Linked DNA regions of Homo sapiens: region 1 is linked to region 2. Evidence: read pairs that join two places in POLR2A ChIA-PET (ENCODE). Cell type or tissue: MCF 10A. All regions are shown on one strand. Links, peaks and the distances in the headings refer to the core of each region. The heading gives the core; the rest is flanking DNA.

Evidence for each region. Peaks named below come from ENCODE experiments on the same cell type or tissue, not always from the same donor. Only the 100,000 strongest peaks of a DNase experiment are listed, where the experiment ranks them.
Region 1: POLR2A ChIA-PET joins it to region 2 with 5 read pairs; 2 of 35 experiments call an interaction of 5 or more read pairs at or near these places.

What each region holds. Positions count from the first base shown.
Region 1 is chr1:9,111,579-9,121,131 of GRCh38, forward strand. The region is part of intron 1 of GPR157 (G protein-coupled receptor 157); the gene reads right to left. Among named protein-coding and RNA genes, the nearest start is that of GPR157, 13 kb to the right of the region's middle. RefSeq lists a silencer at 4,058-4,258. In MCF 10A, for the core only: no CTCF peak of the experiment used is centred there; a DNase peak (open chromatin) is centred at 3,553.
Region 2 is chr1:8,821,575-8,830,195 of GRCh38, forward strand. No RefSeq gene overlaps it. Among named protein-coding and RNA genes, the nearest start is that of RERE, 8.2 kb to the left of the region's middle. RefSeq lists a silencer at 366-589. In MCF 10A, for the core only: no CTCF peak of the experiment used is centred there; a DNase peak (open chromatin) is centred at 1,307.

The sequences.
Region 1 (9,553 bases), core at 2,594-5,093, 290 kb after region 2:
AGAAAGGGGATGCTCTCCAGAGCCTGGATGGCACAGTGGCCCTGGAAAATAAGAAGGGGTAGGTGTTGCCCTGGGAGCCTGGCTCTACTTTAGAATTCTTCGGGGACTGGCATTAGAATGGAGTGACGTGGGACAGCCAGCTCCCAGCGTGTGCCCAGCTCCTTTTGCATACATGTGTGTACAGAGTTCGAGACCAGGCTGGCCAACATGGTGAAACCCTGTCTCTACCAGAAATACAAAAATTAGCTGGGCGTGGTGGTGCACACCTGTAATCTCAGCTACTTGGGAGGCTGAGGCAGGAGAATCATTTGAACCCAGGAGGTGGAGGTTGCAGTGAGCTGAGATTGTGCCATTGCGTTCCCGCCTGGGTGACAGAGTGAGACTCCATCTCAAAAAAAGAAAAAAGAAGAGTTTTGTATACATGTGTGTACAGAGCACAGGGCCAGGCAGGTGTGTGTTTGCTGCTGTCGTGACTGTTGTGAGTCACGTCCTGCTGTCCCAGGTTTCAGGCCTGTGGTGCAGACAGTGGTACTGCGTGAGGCCTGTCTGGTTTCTGTTCCAGGAAGCCTTGGGCACCAGCGTGCGAACACCTGTCCATGCTCGTGCAAATGTGCCACAAACAATCAGCGCCCCCTGGTCAGCCCTTGGGTCTAGGAGTGCACACACTGGGGGCTTAGGGTTGCCTGGGCAGGGAATTCCAGGGTTCTGCTTACCTTCGGCAGGCTCTAGGAGGGGGAACGTGGGCTTTGGGCAGTGTGTCCCTTTGGCCTTGAGGACTTCTTACACAATGGCGGGGAACAGAACCTGGCAAGGGTCAACGGGGACCTTTGAAAACATAAAGCTCAGGTAGGGGCCCCTCTAAGGGCAGTGTTGGGCTCAGTTTTCTTTTTTTGAGACGGAGTCTCGCTCTGTCACCCAGGCTGGAGTGCAGTGGCACAATCTCAGCTCATTGCAACCTCCACCTCCTGGGTTCAAGCGATTCTCCTGCCTCAGCCTCCTAAGTAGCTGAGATTACAGGCGTGCACCACCACGCCCGGCTAATTTTTGTATTTCTAGTAGAGACAGGGTTTCACCATGTTGGCCAGCCTGGTCTTGAACTCCCGACCTCAGGTGATCCACCTGCCTCAGCCTCCCAAAGTGCTGGGATTATAGGCCTGAGCCACCATGTCCAGCCCAGGCTCAGTTTTCTAGAGCGCTCTCCCACAGCCAGCCACACAGCCAGGAGTAGGCCCCTTCCCTGTGGTCCTTGAACCAGTCTGTTCCTTACATAGCAATGGAGCACACAAAGGCTATAGTGGCTCCTGAGAGAGGCAGGTAGTGGGGTAGTTAAGAGCTTGGATTTTAGTGTAGTGGGCTTGGATTTTAGTGCAGCGGGCTGGATCCAAGTCCCACTTCTGCCCCTGCTTGGGCAAGTTATTTAGCCTCAACATGCCAGGTTCTCTGCAAAGTGTGGATGACGACAGTGACTACAGGGTGTCATTGTCGGGTCGTTATGAGAACAAATACATGTGTGTACAGAGCACAGGGCCAGGCAGGTGTGTGAGTGTTTGCTGCTGTCGTGACTGTTGTGAGTCACGTCCTGCTGTCCCAGGGTTCAGGCCTGTGGTGCAGACACTGGTGCTGCGTGGGGCCCGTCTGGTTTCTGTCCTGGGAAGAAGACACAAGTACCCCTGTCCTAGGTCAGGTGCCTGGAGCGCAAAGCCTTAGGTAAACAGGAATGATACTATGATAACTGTGAGATCAGAGTTCAACATGAATCTGAGGCCAGAATGAGGCCAGGAGAACTGTGCTTCAAGGGTTTCTCCCAAATGCTGCAGGGCTGGCAGAGCAGGCCAGGCAGGGATGAGGATGGAAGGGAAAAGTCAGTTCCCTGGGACTGGGAAGGCCTCATGCAGGATGCTTCCAGAACAGAGGGGCCCTGGCCAACCATCCCCTCTGCAGCATTCTCCAGTCCCCACTGGCCTCTGTAGGGAAGGGCAGGAGGGCTGATGGCAGAGTCACATCACCCTCAGTGGCCTCGGTGGCAGGAGGCAGCATGTCCTGTTGGAAGTCACAAAGACACAGGAGCAAAAAGACCACAAAAGGCCAGGCGCGGTGGCTCATGCCTGTAATCCCAACACTTTGGGAGGCCAAGGTGGGCAGAACACTTGGGGTCAGGAGTTTGAGACCAGCCTGGCCAACATAGTGAAACCCCATCTCTACTAAAAGTACAAAAATTGGTGGGCGTGGTGGTGCATGCCTGTAATCCCAGCTACTTGGGAGCCTGAGGCAGGAGAATCGCTTGAACCTGGGAGGCAGAGGTTGCGGTGAGCCGAGATCACGCCACTGCACTCCAGCCTGGGTGACAGAGCAAGACCCTGTCTCAAAAAAAAAACCAAACACACACACACACACACACACACACACACACACACACACACACCACCCATAAAAGAAAGGGTTGTTTTAAAACTCATGACAGGCCAGGCGAGGTGGCTCACGCCCGAATCCCAGGACTTTTGGGACTTTGGGAGGCCAAGACAGGTGGACCACCTGAGGTCAGGAGTTCGAGACCAGCCTGGCCAACATGGTGAAACTCCGTCTCTACCAAAAATACAAAAATTAGCCAGGTGTGGTAGTGCGTCCCTGTAATCCCATCTTAGTGGGAGGCTGAGGCGGGAGAATCCCCTGAATCCAGGAGGTGGAGCTTGCAGTGAGCTGAGATTGCGCCACTGAACTCCAGCCTGGGTGACGAAGTGAGACTGTCTCAAAAAAAAAAAAAAAAAAAGTAATCGGCTCTTCAAGTGCCACCACGCCAATCCTCTAGTCATAATGTGCTGTTCCTCGTTACTTTACAGTTGCAGGATTCCGCTAAGGAATTCTGGGAAGGAGGTGAGCACTGTATGTAGGAACAGTCCCCCTGCAGGAGGCTGGTCTGGAGCTGGGGGTCACTCAAATAGGGGATTCCCCTCTGAGTTGGGCCTGGGAGGGTCACGGTCGGCACAGCACTCCTTTGGGCTCCCTCTGCATCCCGACGGGCCCTCATGGGAAACCGGGGGACCACACGGAACCGCACTCTGTAACTTTAGGGTTGCAGTACTAAAGCTACAAGGCGGTAGATTTCTTCTGTGATACTGAGTTTGTGCTGGGAAATAACCAAAGGGAAGGTCAAATAGGCAGAGGGTTTTGAAAGGGTTAAGAATGTGGGTTTAAATTAGCCAGGCGTGGCAGTACACACCTGTAATCCCAGCTACTCAGGAGGCTGAGGCAGGAGAATCATCTGAACCTGAGAGGCAGAGGTTGCAGTGAGCCAAGATTGTGCCACTGCACTTCAGCCTGGGTGACAGAGCGAGACTCCGTCTCAAAAAAAAAAAAAAAAAAAAAAGAATAAAAGAATATGGGCCTGATCAACAGGGAGGGGTTGTTTGAACACACAGAAGGAGCAGCTGTGTGAGGGCCAGAAGCTGCCAGAGGGTGGTATTTGAGAGAGAGGAGGTAAGAGGTAGAATCAGGGAGCCGGTGGAAATGGAGAGGGTGGAATGGTCCACTGATCCTGCAAAGCGGGCTGAGCCAGACTGACTCATGTACAGGCATGGACAGTGGTGTGTTGGGAACATTTCACAACTGGCTCTCCAGAAAAACATAGACGTGTGCATGTGTGCATGTATGCATGTTTACACACACACACATATAAATGTATAAATTTCACCTGCAGGATGTGAAGCATACAATTTATAAATAATAATAAAGTATACAATAATAATACTCCTTCTTTATTGTCCATTTCATGCAGCCAATTGATTCTCACAGAATGCTTTTGTTGATTTCAGCCAAACCCTGGATTTTGCCAACCTGTGGATGCAATCAGCAAATGAGAGCGCTCCGTGGCATGAAGTTAATTGATGCTTTCATTTCCCTTAACGGGATGAAAATGAAGTAAGGAAGACATAGAAAACAAGACATATGTTGGTTGCTCATGTCACTGGTTGGTGACATGAGCAACTTCTTTGCTGAATCAGGTACGAGTTTTCTTCCCCCCACACTGGGAGACTGTTTCCTCAATTTGTTTCTGCTCCATGATCCTGTCTCTTCTCCTTACCTCTTTTTTACATACTGGGTTTTCTGCCTGCCCCAACACAGCTGCCATCTCTTCTTAAGCTCAGAGATAAGTAACACTTAAGTTTAATCTATACCTTTAATGTCTTCTCCATTACTTTCTTAAGTCTAGATCAGGGGTCCAGCAAACTGTGGCTCTCAGGCCAAATCTGGCCCACAGTTTTTTTTTTTTTTTAGATAAAGTTTTATTGCAACACAGGCACACCTAGTCATTTACAGATTGTCTACCGCTGCTTTCAGGCAGAGTTGAGCAGTTACAACTGAGACTGCCTGGTCCACAAAGCTGAAAACACTTACTTTACAGGAAAACTTTGCTGATCTCTGCTCTACACAATCAACAAAGCAATAAATCAAGCCTTGATTTGTAGTCTTTGCCAACTTCCATGTGTAAATACTTCCACCATGGCCAATTTCCAGCCACCAACACATGTGGCTGGGAACAGATGCACATAGCACACCATTATATATATATTATATTATATATATATATAATATAATTATATATATTATATATATAATATAATTATATATATAATTATATATATATTACATATAATATAATTATATATATAATTATATATATATTATATATAATATAATTATATATAAATTATATATAAATTATATATATTATATTATATATAATATATATAAATTATATATAATTTATATATAATTATATATAAATTATATATATATATATTTTTTCACCACAGAGATATGATAGACACAACAACCTCAAGCATGTAAAGAGCAAAATAGCTATGACACGATGAGCTTTGAGTATTTATGGCTTTTTTTTTTTATTTTATTATTCCCAGCACTTTGAGAGGCCGAGGCGGGCGGATCATGAGGTCAGGAGTTTGAGACCAGCCTGACCAACATGGTGAAACCCCGTCTCTACTAAAAATACAAAAAAATTATCTGGGCATAGTGGCACGTGCCTGTAATCCCAGCTACTCAGGAGGCTAAGGCAGGAGAATTGATTGTTGATTGAACCGGGGAGGTGGCAGTGAGCCAAGATCGTGCCACTGCACTCCAGCCTGGGTGACAGAGGAAAAAAAAAAAAAAAGCATTATTATTTTAGAGACAGGGTCTTGCTCTGTTGCCCAGACTGGAGTGCAGTGGCATAGTCATGGCTCACTGCAGCCTCCAAATCTCGGACTCAAGTAATCCTCTCACCTCAACCTCCTGAGTAGGGGGTACTACAGACACATGCTACCATGCCCGGCTTATTTTTTGCTTTTTGTAGAGACAAAGGCTTGCTTTATTGCCCAGGCTGGTCTTGAACTCCTGGCTTCAAGTTATCTTCTCGCCCTGGCCTCTCAAAGTGCTGGGATTACAGACAAGAGCCGCCATGCCCAGTCTATTATTTTTCAAAATGGGATCTCACTATGTTTTCTCAAGTGATCCTCCCGTCTCAGCCTCCCAAGGAGCTAGGACTACAGGCAGGAGCCCCATGCCCAGCTCTGTTTTTAATATAATCTAGTTTTTAATACTGGTCGTATCTAACAATCAGCTCACAAAATTCCCTAAAATGGAACAATCGGGTCTCTCAAGCTGGCTCCAGGACACTAGCAGACATAGGATAAAAACGATAAGGAGATGACAGTGCCCCAGGTTCCTGACTACAGGGTAAGGAGAAAGTTGGTGTATCTGGAACTCTCAGAAGGATAAACAGGGCAGTTCTCCAGCCAGGGGGCCACCCTGAGCTGCAGGTAGTCTAAATCTGATAGGTGCTCCACAAACACATGTGTGGCATAAATCCTGCTTTCTAGAAATGCGTATTGCAGTTCTGACATGTAGCTGGGCACGGTGGCTCACGCCTGTAATCCCAGCACTTTGGGAGGCCGAGGTGGGCAGATCACCTGAAGTCAGAAGTTTGAGACCAGCCTCGCCAACATGGCGAAACCCCATCTCTACTAAAAATACAAAAAAATTAGCCGGACGTGGTGGTGGGCACCTGTAATCCCAGCTACTGGGGAGGCTGAGGCAGGAGAATCACTTGAACCCGGGAGGTGGAGGTTGCAGTAAACTGAGATCGCGCCACTGTACTCCAGCCTGGGCGACAGAGTGGGACTCCGTCTCAAAAAAAAGCAAAACAAACAAACAAACAAAAAACACAAAAAAACAAAAAAAACCCCCACAGTTCTGACATGTAACACCTAACAGTTTTTCCCCCCTTCATACGGGAAGCCACCACCCCAAAAAAATAAAGCCAGAACAAGTAACACAGGGCTTAATAACTGCACATATGAAAAAGACCAAGGGATTTGGTTGATTACAACCTAGAAATTCATGTGGTTGGAGGGGTCATCCTGCTGCTCAGATGTGGGTGGCTCAGAACAGCCAATGGCTGGTGCTGTCTGCCTGTGAGTGGACATCTGCAGCTCACATTCTAAACCTGAGACTGACAAGCTGGCGCCAGTGCCAGGTCACCTGAGGAGCATGTAAAGAGACGCTGGGCCTTGAGCTATCCTCAAATGGTTAAAAAGTCTTGAAGAGGACCTGGTGGTGGAGAAGTGGTTAGATGCCGGAGGAATGGGCGGGGTCCTGCCCAGTCCTAAATCTGGGGGCTGAATAGGCAGCTTCCACTGAGAGAAGGTGAGTGCTCATGTTCAGGGGGTGCCATGACAGGTGCTGGGTGGGGGTGCAAGGTGGGGATGTGGGTTAGAGCAGGTGACCCATAAGGCCCCTCCTGTCTAAACCTGTGACTCTGAGGCTGGGAGGAGGCCAAGCTGAGCCTGCCTGGACGGAGGAAGCCCGGGACAGCCACCTCGTGTGTAACTCTGATTGGCAGGGGCACCACAAGCTTCTCCCAGAGGTACCTGGGCCCCAGTTCCAACTTGTATTTGCCTAGAAATGAAAGCCAGACTCCAAGTCGGCTTCCTTCCCACTCAGAGGCCGTTAAGGGTTCAATTGTGTCCCCTACAAATTTCATCTGTTGAAGTCCTAATCCCCAGAACCTCAGAATGTGAGTGTATTTGAGAGATAGGGTCTTTCAAGAGGTGATTAAGTTAAAATGCAGTCATCAGAGTGGAACCTAACCTAACAACCTCTGTGGTCATAACTTAAGAGGAAAGGCTGGGCATGGTGGCTCACACCTGTAATCCCAGCACTCTGGGAGGCCAAAGGATCACTTGAACCCAGGAGAGTTTGAGACCAGCCTGGGCAACAAAGTGAGACCCTGTCTCTACAAAAAAATACATAAATTAGCCAGGCGTGGTGGCACACACCTGAAGTCCCAGCTACCCAGGAGGCTGAGGCGGGAGAACCGCTTGAACCCAGGAGGTTGAGGCTGCAGTGAGCCGTGACTGTGCCACTGCACTCTAGCCTGGGTGAGAGTGAGACCCTGCCTTTTTTTTTTTTTTTTTTTGAGATGGAATCTCACTGTGTCTCCCAGGCTGGAGTGCACTGGCGTGATCTTGGCTCATGGCAAACCTCCGCCTCCCAGGTTCAAGCGATTCTTCTGCCTCAGCCTCCCAAATAGCTGGGATCACAGGCATCCACCATTACACCCAGCTAATTTTTGTATTTTTAGTAGAGACGGGGTTTCACCATGTTGGCCAGACTGGTCTTGAACTCCTGACCTCAGGTGATCCGCCCACCTCGGCCTCCCAAAGTGCTGGGATTACAGACGTGAACCACAATGACCGGCCAAGACTCTGTCTTCAAAAAAACAAACAACAACAAAAACAAGAAGTGATGAGCACACAGATCTTTACAAAGGGAAGATCAAGTGAAGACGCAGGGAGAAGATGGCCATATACATGTCAAGGAGAGAGGCCTCAGGAAGAACCAGTCCTGCCCTCACCTGGACCTTGCACTTCAGCCTCCAAAACTGTGAGAAAATAAATTTCTGTTGTCTAAGCCCCCAGGCTGTGGTACTTTGTTAGGGCAGCCTGAGGCTTTCTACAGACTAGGCGGGAGAGACATGTGTCCTGGCAGGCGGTACTATCCCAGCTCCTAGGGCCCCCAATCTCAGAGGTCAGGGATGACTTGGAAACTCCCTACCCCCACAATGCCCAGATTGGCAAAGCTGGGCCGGGACCCTCCACCAGCTCATGGAGGAGAAAATGACAAAAAGCCATTCATACTTGTCAGGAGCTTAGCCCTTTTTGGAACTCAACACCTTTTAAGTGTCCTCCAGAGAAAGGAAGTGGAAGTACTGCCGGGGATTAGCCAAGCAGTGAATAAACCATCTGCGAGACCTGAATTCCCCTGCGTGGTGTCGTGGTGTCGGTCAGATGACCACAGGCAGGCCACTTGTCCCCAGGACAGCAATGCTCTCGGTTTCCCTGCCCTTCAGAGCGGGTCCTTGGGAGTTCCCAGCGCTGCCCAACCGGGGATCTTCTGTTGTGTGGTTCCTGGAACCTGTCCCCACCAGAGTCAGGGTGGGGGCACCTGCAGACAGGGAGACACACCTCCACTTCACACACAAATGGACAGTTATATTGAAAAGCAGCCCACTGGTTTTCAAAGACCCTTAGGATGCCATCCCTGCTGCCAGGAAGGGGTCAGAGGTTAGACTGAAGGGGGCTCAAGGCAGAGTCTGCTCAATCACCTGCCCCCACCCTGGGATTCCTGTACCTTTTCCCCACCCCAAACTTCATCCTTCCTACAGATCTCTGGGGGCTGGCACCTGCCAGGAGGAAAACAAGCAGGTCCCTTCTCTGGGCCAAACACAATGCCTGGTGTAGGTACCATGAGACCTGGGGATGTTAACATAACTCAGAAAACGCTTTGAGAACCAAACTCTTGTGCAACAATATGCCAATTTAAAAACCTCAGGACAGAGCAGGGCTGGGGGAAGCCCAGCTGTAGGGAGTGAGGCCTGGTGAGAGGCTGCCTGGAGGTTTCTTCCCTGGGAACAATGGACACTTATTGTCCAGCTCCAGCGGCAGAAGGGTCAGGACTTGGGAGAAGTTCAGGGAGTCAGCCCCTAGGCCAGGCTACCACGAGGTCACTCTGCAGCTTTAACTGCAGAAGGGGAGAGGAATGTCTAAAGGAACTCGCAGATGCACACTCATGCCCTAGTGCCACCGTCTGTAGCCCTCAGCTCAGGGATGGGCAGCCTGAGTTCTCACACCTCCTGCCAAGTTGCTGGTGCTCAGCGCTCTGCCATGAGCTTCCTGCTGCACACAGGGACACAGCGCTGCCACCTTCACCAGTCACCTCAGAAAACTTTTATGGGGAAATAAACGAAACCAGTTCAATGATTGATATTTTCAGGAGTAGTGGCCGACATGGGGTACTATTCATGTGGCCACTGCATCCATCCCTCATTCAGATGCCACTGCCTGGGGAGACGGGCCAGCTCTGCCACTGGCTTGTCCTTGCAGTGCCACGGTGAGCTCGTTTCAAATTAGAGAACTCAGGCCAGGTGCGGTGGCTCACGCCTGTAATCCCAGCACTTTGGGAGGGCGAGGTGGCTGGATCACATGAGGTCAGGAGTTCG
Region 2 (8,621 bases), core at 1-2,500:
ACTCAACCTAAGAAATTGTGGTTTAGTGGTTTCACTTTTTTAATCATTTATTTTAATTTTTTTTAGAGACAAGGACTTTTTTCTTTTCATATCAAGCATGGATAATTCTTATAATTAAAAAAAACCATTCAAGTTCTTTGAACATACAGCTGGTAACTAGTCTTCATAATTCACCAGCAGTACTCAAGCTTTAGAACATGTAAATTATTTTCCCCTAAAATGCCTTAAGCAGAACTAGGGTGCTTTAGCAGGCCTTGTAGCAGACTGAAGCTTGTTTCTAGGCATTTTCTATGAAATTGGCTTCCAAGTTTATGTAGTGCAAATATAAGCCAATAACGAGCCTCAGCTATATCTCCCGTTGCACTTTTTCAGGTTGAGCCTCCAGCAGCACTTCTTTCTTCCCCACTGCCAGTTCTCCGAGCTCACCTTGCATTTACCCACAGCGGGTTTTCACTTTATAATTTATTGTAAATCGAAATTTCTCCCTCTCCAGTTTTTTCCCCTTGGGCCAGGTAAGTAACCCCTGGTAGCCTTTGAAAGTCCCTGCACTGAATTGGAACGGAGAAATGGTTGATGTTTCAGAGCACATGTGTGAGCAAATACAGAGAGAGGTGAAACAGCTTTTCAAAACAAAGGATCAAATATCAGAAACCCTTTTCCTTTGTTTGGCTGTGATTTATTGTGGATTAGCAATTAAGATTTCCAATTCTGGCCGGGCACAGTGGCTCATGCCTGTAATCCCAGCACTTTGGGAGGCCGAGGTGGGCAGATCACCTGAGGTCAGGAGTCTGAGACCAGCCTGACCAACATGGTGAAACCCCATCTCTACTAAAAATACAAAATTAGCCGGGCATGGTGGTGCATGCCTGTAATCCCAGCTACTCGGAAGGCTGAGCCAGGAGAATCACTTAAACCCAGAAGGTGGAGGTTGCAGTGAGCCGCGATGGCGCCATTGCACCCCAGGTTGGGCAACAAGAGCAAAACTCCATCTCAAAAAAAAAAAAGATTTCCAATTCAACTCTAGACCCTATTGAATTTTATTTCCACCAAGGTAGAAGTGGGCCTGATTACCAACACACTTACAGATAGATCTCAAGAAACCCTGCTTCACTGGGCCACGTCGGATTTATGGGAGGGATGCCCTTCCCTTTGAGTCGCACTTTGAGCCACAGCATGTTGTCTGGGGCACTAGGATGCCGTTTGGATGAGATCTAAACCCAACATCTGACTTCTGACCACTTGTGGTTATTAAAAGTCTCCTAGGGCTTGTGAAAGAATTAAAGGGAGGAGACGCTGATTTTCATTGTCTTGGCCCAATTCCAAGTTTGATAATTAGGAGTCCTCCTCCCTCTGTCTTCCTGCCATTTCACTGAGACATGCAATTCCACACTTCCTGTTATAAACAGCTGTCCACTGTTAACTGAGTGAGCCAGAGAGCCAGCAAATTCCACCCTAGGGGAAGCTGCATTTCAAAATAAACATTTCCTCCACATCTACTTGTAAATTACCTAGGTTTACCTTGGAGGAAAGGTGTTATTTTCTAGGGATAAGAAGGGCATAATAATGGGGAGTTGAGAACTATCCACAAACCCTAGTTTGTCTAAACACCAAACAAACAAGACTAACATTGATCACAAAGGGGCCCTCAGAAGAAATCTCCTCACTAAAGAAAATACATTTTAGATTCTAAAATTGTCTTTAGGGGGTCCAGAATTTAATTGTATAACATTGATGTGGCAGGTGCTATTAGCCACCAAAACTCACTTCTTCAATCCAAGGCATCTACACAAACAGAATAAAGAGGAAAAACTCTGTAACCCCGGAAAAAAAAAAAAAAAAAAAAAAAAAACAGAAAAATTCACCTCCGCCATCCACGCTCCGGTGTCGATGTGACACATGCCTGGACACTCATTTTAGTGCTTCCCTCCTCTTTGTTCAGCTTTTCCAGGCACCTTAATTTCAAAATATCCACATTCCCATTCCTTTCAATGCCAAATATCTCCTTCTACTACTCCAGTTTCCAGAATAAATTCTGCTATGGCTGGGCACAGTGGCTCACGCCTGTAATCCTAGCACTTTGGGAGGCCAAGGCGGGTGGATCACCAGAGGTCAGGAGTTCGAGACCAGCCTGGCCAACATGGTGAAACCCCATCTCTACAAAAATTCAAAAAATTAGCCGGGCATGGTGGTGGGCACCTGTAATCCCAGCTGCTCAGGAGCCTAAGGCAGGAGAATCGCTTGAACCCGGGAAGCAGAGGTTGCAGTGAGCTGAGATCATGCCACTGCACTCCAGCCTGGGCCACAAAGCGAGACTCCATCTCAAAAAATAAATAAAATAAATTCTGCTACATTTGCTTTTTTAAAATCTTATTAATAAAAACAGCATTTTAACATGGAAGCAACCAAGATGTCCTTCATTAGGTGAACAGATAAACTGTGATACATTCATGCAATGCAGTATTATTCCACACTAAAAAGGAACGTGCTATCAAGCCAGGAAAAGGCATGGAGGTGCTGGGTGTGGTGGCTCACTCCTATAATCCCAGCACTTTGAGAGCCAAAGGCAGGAGGATCTCTTGAGGCCAGGAGTTAGAGACCAGCCTGAGCAAAATGGTGAGACTCCGGCTCCACAAAAATAGTAATGATCTTTAAAAATAAAAATAAAAAATAAAGAAAAGGTGTAAGGAACATTAAAGGCATATTACCATGTGGAAGAAACCAATGTGAAAAGGCTACATACCATATGAATCCAACTATCTGACATTCTGGAAAAGGCAAAACTATGTCTAGGAAAGGCATATTCTGGGAAAGGCAGTAAAGGGCTTAGTGGTTGCGAGGGCTTTGACAGGGGGAGGGATAACTAGGTGGAGCACAGGAGATTTTTAGGACAGTGAAACTATTATTCTGCATGATACTTTATTGGTGGATATATGTTACTATACATTTGTCAAAACCCACAGAATGGGCCAGGCGCCGTGGCTCACGCCTATAATCCCAGCACTTTGTAAAGGGAGGCAGAGGCAGGAGGATCATTTGAGCCCAGGAGTTCAAGGCTGCAGTGAGCTGTGATTGCGCCACTGCACTCCAGCCTGGGCGACAGAGGGAGACTCTGTCTCCAAAAACAAAAAGGCTGAGTGCAGTGGATCATACCTGTAATCCCAGCACTTTGGGAGGCCAAGGCAGGCAGATCACTTGAGGTCAGGAGTTCTAGACCAGGCAGGCCAACATGGTGAAACCCCATCTCTACTAAAAATACAAAAAAGTAGCCCGGTGGCACGTGCCTGTAATTCCAGCTACCCGGGAGGCTGAGGCAGGAGAATTGCTTGAGCCTGGGAGGCAGAGGTTGCAGTGAGCCAAGATTGCACCACTACACTCCAGCCTGGGCAACAAAGCAAGACTCTGTCTCAAAAATAAATAGGCTGGGCGCGGTGGCTCACGCCTGTAATCCCAGCACTTTGGGCAGCCGAGGCGGGTGGATCCCGAGGTCAGGAGTTCAAGACCAGCCTGGCCAAGATGATGAAACCCCGTCTCTACTAAAAATACAAAAAATTAGCTGGGCGTGGTGGCACGCGCCTGTAATCCCAGCTACTCCAGAGGCTGAGGCAGAGAATTGCTTAAACCTGGAGAGGCGGAGGTTGCAGTGAGCCGAGATCGCGCCACTGCACTCCAGCCTGGGCAACAGAGCGAGACTCCGTCTCAAAAAAATAAAATAAATAAATAAATAAAATAAACGATGGACTTTAGTGAATAAGACTGTATCAACATTGACTCATCAGTCATAACAAAGAGACCACACTGACAGGAGATGTTAATAACAGGGGTAGCAGTGGGGAGTGAGGGGTATACAGGAACTCTGTCCTTTGGGCTCAATTTTGCTGTGAACCTAAAACCGCTCTAAAAAATGAAGTCTATTGGCCAGGCGTGGTGGCTCACGCCTGTAATCCCAGCACCTTAGGGATTACACACCCGTAATCCTAGCGAGGCAGGTGGATCACCTGAGGTCAGGAGTTCAAGACCAGCCTGGCCAACATGGTGAAACCCCATCTCTACTAAAAATACAAAAAAGTAGCTGGACGTGATGGTGGGCGCCTGTAATCCCAGCTACTCGGGAGGCTGAGGCAGGAGAATTGCTTGAACCCGGGAGGTGGAGGTTGCAGTGAGCCGAGATCACACCATTGCACTCCAGCCTGGGGAAGACGAGCAAAACTCCATCTCGAAAATTAAGAGTCTATTAATCAAAAAAGCAAGAGCATTTGAGTTCTGTCCTTTTTATGGTGAAGAATGGAGACTTACTCAACATCTGAAGTACAGATTTAGCATGAGGAGGTTCCAACGTGGAAGCCAGGCAAAGCAGAGCAATCTGACCTCAGGAAGGGAAGAGACAGAAGTGAGGCCACGGGAAGGTCGGGACTGCAGCTCTCTTCCCAGCGTTAATGTCACTGGTCCCCTGTTCTCATCTTCCCACCCCCCGGCCTCCTCACCCTGCACCACGTGGCTTTTCTTGACTTCACAGCCTTCTTCTATTTGCACCTCCCTCGTAATTGCGGCTTGCATGTGGCTTCTCACAGCCTCTCCGGTTGTTCCGCAGCTTATGACTGAGCAGCTTGGGCGGCTTCTGCCAACTCCTCATGACTTCAGTATTTCCTAGTTAAAATTCCTAAGAGGAAGAAACCTAATTGGCCCAGGTCATCCTTTCAGGCCCCACCCTGGCCTGGCCACTGAAGGCTGTCAGCCATCGGTCAGTGCACAGCCAGGCTGTCCCAGGGAGCTGCTTCCCCAAAGGCTCAGTAGGACAGCTTGTCTGAAGATGGGCCCAGGGGTGTGACAGCTCTCCTGATGTGTCACACAAATACCAGAGTATCACCTTAGCTGGGGATACATTCCAGACCCCCACGGATGCCTGAAACCTTGGACAGTAAACCATTTCTACTATGCTTTTTCCTAGGCATTCACACCTAAGATAAAGTTTAATTTATAAATTAAGCACAGTAGGCCGAGCACAGTGGCTCACGCCTGTAATCGCAACACTCTGGGAGGCCGAGGAGTGGGGGAGTGGATCATGAAGTCAGGAGTTCGAGACCAGCCTGACCAACATGGTGAAACCCCGTCTGTACTAAAAATACAAAAATTAGCTGGGCATGGTGGTGCGTGCCTGTAATCCCAGCTACTCAGGAGGCTGAGGCAAGAGAATCGCTTGAACCCAGGAGGTGGAGGTTGCAATGAGCCGAGATCGTGCCACTACACTCCAGCCTGGGCGACAGAGTGACACTCAATCTCAAAAAAAAAAAAAAAGGAAAATGAAAAAAATTTTTAAAAAATTAAGCACAGTAAAAGATTAACAAGAGGACTGGGGCGTGGTGGCTCACGCCCGTAATCCCAGCACTTTGGGAGGCCAAAGTGCAAGGATCCTTTGAGCCCAGGAGTTCGAGACCAGCCTGGGCAACAAAGTGAGACTCTGTCTTTACAAAAAATACAAAAAGTTACCCAGATGTGGGGACGCACACCTGTAGTCCCAGCTACCTGGGAGGCTGAGGTGGGAGAATCACCTGAGCTCCAGAGGTTGAGGCTGCAGTGAGCACTGATCACACCACTCCACTCCTGCTTGGGCAACAGAGTAAGACTCTGTCTCAAAACAAAAAACAATACAGTGCAATAAAAGTTACATGGGCCAAGAACCGTGGCTCACACTTCTAATGCCTGTAATCCCAGCATTTTGGGAGGCTGATGCAGGAGAATCACTTGAGCCCAGAAGTTCGAGACCAGCCTGAGCAACACAGGGAGATCCCATATCTACAAAAATACAAAAATTGGCCAGGCACAGTGGCTGATGCTTGTTATCCCTGTACTTTGGGAGGCCGAGACGGGCAGATCACCTGAGGTCAGGGGTTTGAGTCCAGCCTGGCCAACATGCGAAACCCTGTCTCTACTAAAAATACAAAAATTAGCCGGGCGTGGTGGTGCATACCTGTACTGTAATCCCAGCCACCTGGGAGGCTGAGGCAGGCGAATCACTGGAACCTGGGAGGCGGAGTCTGCAGTGAGCCAAGATCAGGCCAGTGCACTCCAGCCTGGGCGACAGAGTGAGACTCTTTCTCAAACAAACAAACAAACAAAAAGTATCCAGGCTTGGTGGCATATGCCTGTAGTCCCAGCTACTTGGGAGGCTGAGGTGAGAGGATCCCTTGAGCCTAGGAGGTAGAGGCTGCCATGATCACACCACTACAATCCAGCCTGGGCAACAGAGTGAGATCCTGTCTCAAAAAGGAAAAGAAAACTTACTTGAATGTGATTGCTCTCCTTTGCTCTCAAATTATTATACTGTACTTTACTAACCTATTTTCAGACACAGTTGACCACAGCACACTGAAAACGAGGAAAGAGAAATGGCAGATACAGGTGGGACTACTGTAATGTGCTTTTGGAATGGGTGGTGGCAAAAAAAGATAAGAGTTACGCTAGTGTCAACTCATGCCTGTAATCCCATCACTTTGAGAGGCCAAGGCGGGTGGATCTTTTGAGCCCTTAAGTTTGAGACCAGCCTGGGCAACATGGCAAAACCTGTCTACTAAAAACACAAAAAATAGCTGGGCATGGTGGTGTGCACCTGTAGTCCCAGCTACTCAGGAGGCCAAGGCAGAAGAATCACTTAAACCCAGGAGGCGGAGGTTGCAGAGAGCTGAGATCGTGCCACTGCACTCCAGCCTGGGCAACAGAGCGAGACTCTGTCTCAAAAACAAAAATAAAAAAATACAAAAAATTAGCTGGGTGTGGTGGTGTGTGCCTGTAGTCCCAGCTACTCGGGAGGCTGAAGTAGGAGAATTGTTTGAGCCCAAGAAGTTGAGTCTGCACTGAGCTGAGATCTGCCAATGCACTCCAGCTTGGACAACAGGAGTGAGATCTTGCCTCAAAAAAAAAAAAAAAAAAAAAAAAGATAAAGGTAAAACTGAACCTTAGCAGCTATTTTTTAAATAATCACCTTTACAGTGGACATTTGTCCTTTCTTACAGAGAAAACCCAAAAGAAGGGGAGAAGGGGCAGACCATAAGTTACAGAATGTTCACATTATCTTGATCAGTAAAAATTCTATAAGAATGACCCCCGAAACAGCTGGGCACAGTGGCTCATGCCTGTAATCCCAGCACTTTGGCAGGCCGAGGTGGGTGGATCACCTGAGGTCAGGAGTTTGAGACCAGTCTGGCCAACATGGCGAAACCCCATCTCTACTAAAAATTCAAAAAACTAGCCAGGCATGGTGGTGGGCACCTGTAACCCCAGCTACTTGGGAGGCTGAGGCAGGAGAATTGTTTGAACCTGGGAGGCAGAGGTTGCAGTGAGCCGAGACAAGATCGCACCATTGCACTCCAGCCTGGGTGACAGAGCGAGACTGTCTAAAAAAATAAAAAGAATGATCCCCGAAACACATCCCCATAAGAAGCCTTTCAAAAAGTCCCCATGACCTTCAAACTAGTAGCAAATTCTTACTATACCCAAGGAGAGTAAAGATAACACCAAGTACACACCTGTAATCCCAGCACTTTGGGAGGCCGAGACAGGTGGATCATGAGGTCAGGAGATCAAGGCCATCCTGGCTAACATGGTGAAACCCCGTCTCTACTAAAAATACAAAAAAATTAGCCGGGCATGGTGGCGGGCGCCTGTAGTCCCAGCTACTCAGGAGGCTGAGGCAGGAGAATGGCGTGAAACTGGGAGGCGGCGCTTGCAGTGAGCCGAGATCGTGCCACTGCACTCCAGCCTGGGCGACAGAGCGAGACTCCGTCTCAAAACAAACAAACGAACAAAAATGTTAAATATTTCCCAAGAACCTGTGACTAGATTATATCTACATAATGGTCTGTATCTGTGTGTTTGTGAAGAATTCTCCCCGTAGAGGTAGATTCTTGTCTTCCTAAGACAAATCTGAATCAGTCCTAAGATCACATCATCAGTGACTTGATGTCCTCCTCCCCTTCGTCCCTGTTTAGATTCCATGGTCAGAGTCCTCTCTCCAGTGTGTACACCTTTATCAACCTCCCCCTCTCACTTCCTCACACTCCCTGGGCAAAACCACAACCCTGGTGATAATTCCAATTTGCTGCCTGGTAGGCATCTGCACCTGTCCAGCCAAATGAGGCTGGCATCACACTAACGAGTTTCACTTTCAAATTCACAACCACAAACCTCACGTGGAGTCTTCACGCCCCTTGGCAATCATACAACACTTATCCAGGTTAATTTCTCCCTTCATTTTCCAAGCAGTTATTTTATAACCTCTCCTTTCTGCTCAAACCTCCAACACCTCCTCCCTTCCCCTCACTTCCAGTTAATGGCTTTCTTTCGGTTCACTGTGAATGTTGACACAATCAGCAGAGAAGCTGTGTGATCTCCCCCCTCCCCACACCTATCTATCATTCTCTAAATCCCCACGCTCTGGGCTCCTGCCTACTATTATAGACAAAGCATCTCTGCTATTAGAGCCCAGCCCTCTGCCTGTGCACTTGATCCAGTCCCCTCTGATTACTCATGGATATCACTCAGAAATTATCCCCTCTCTCTGCTACATCAGGGTTTTATTTTTTATTTTTTATTTTTTTTGCTCTCTGCTGGATCATTCCCATTAGAAT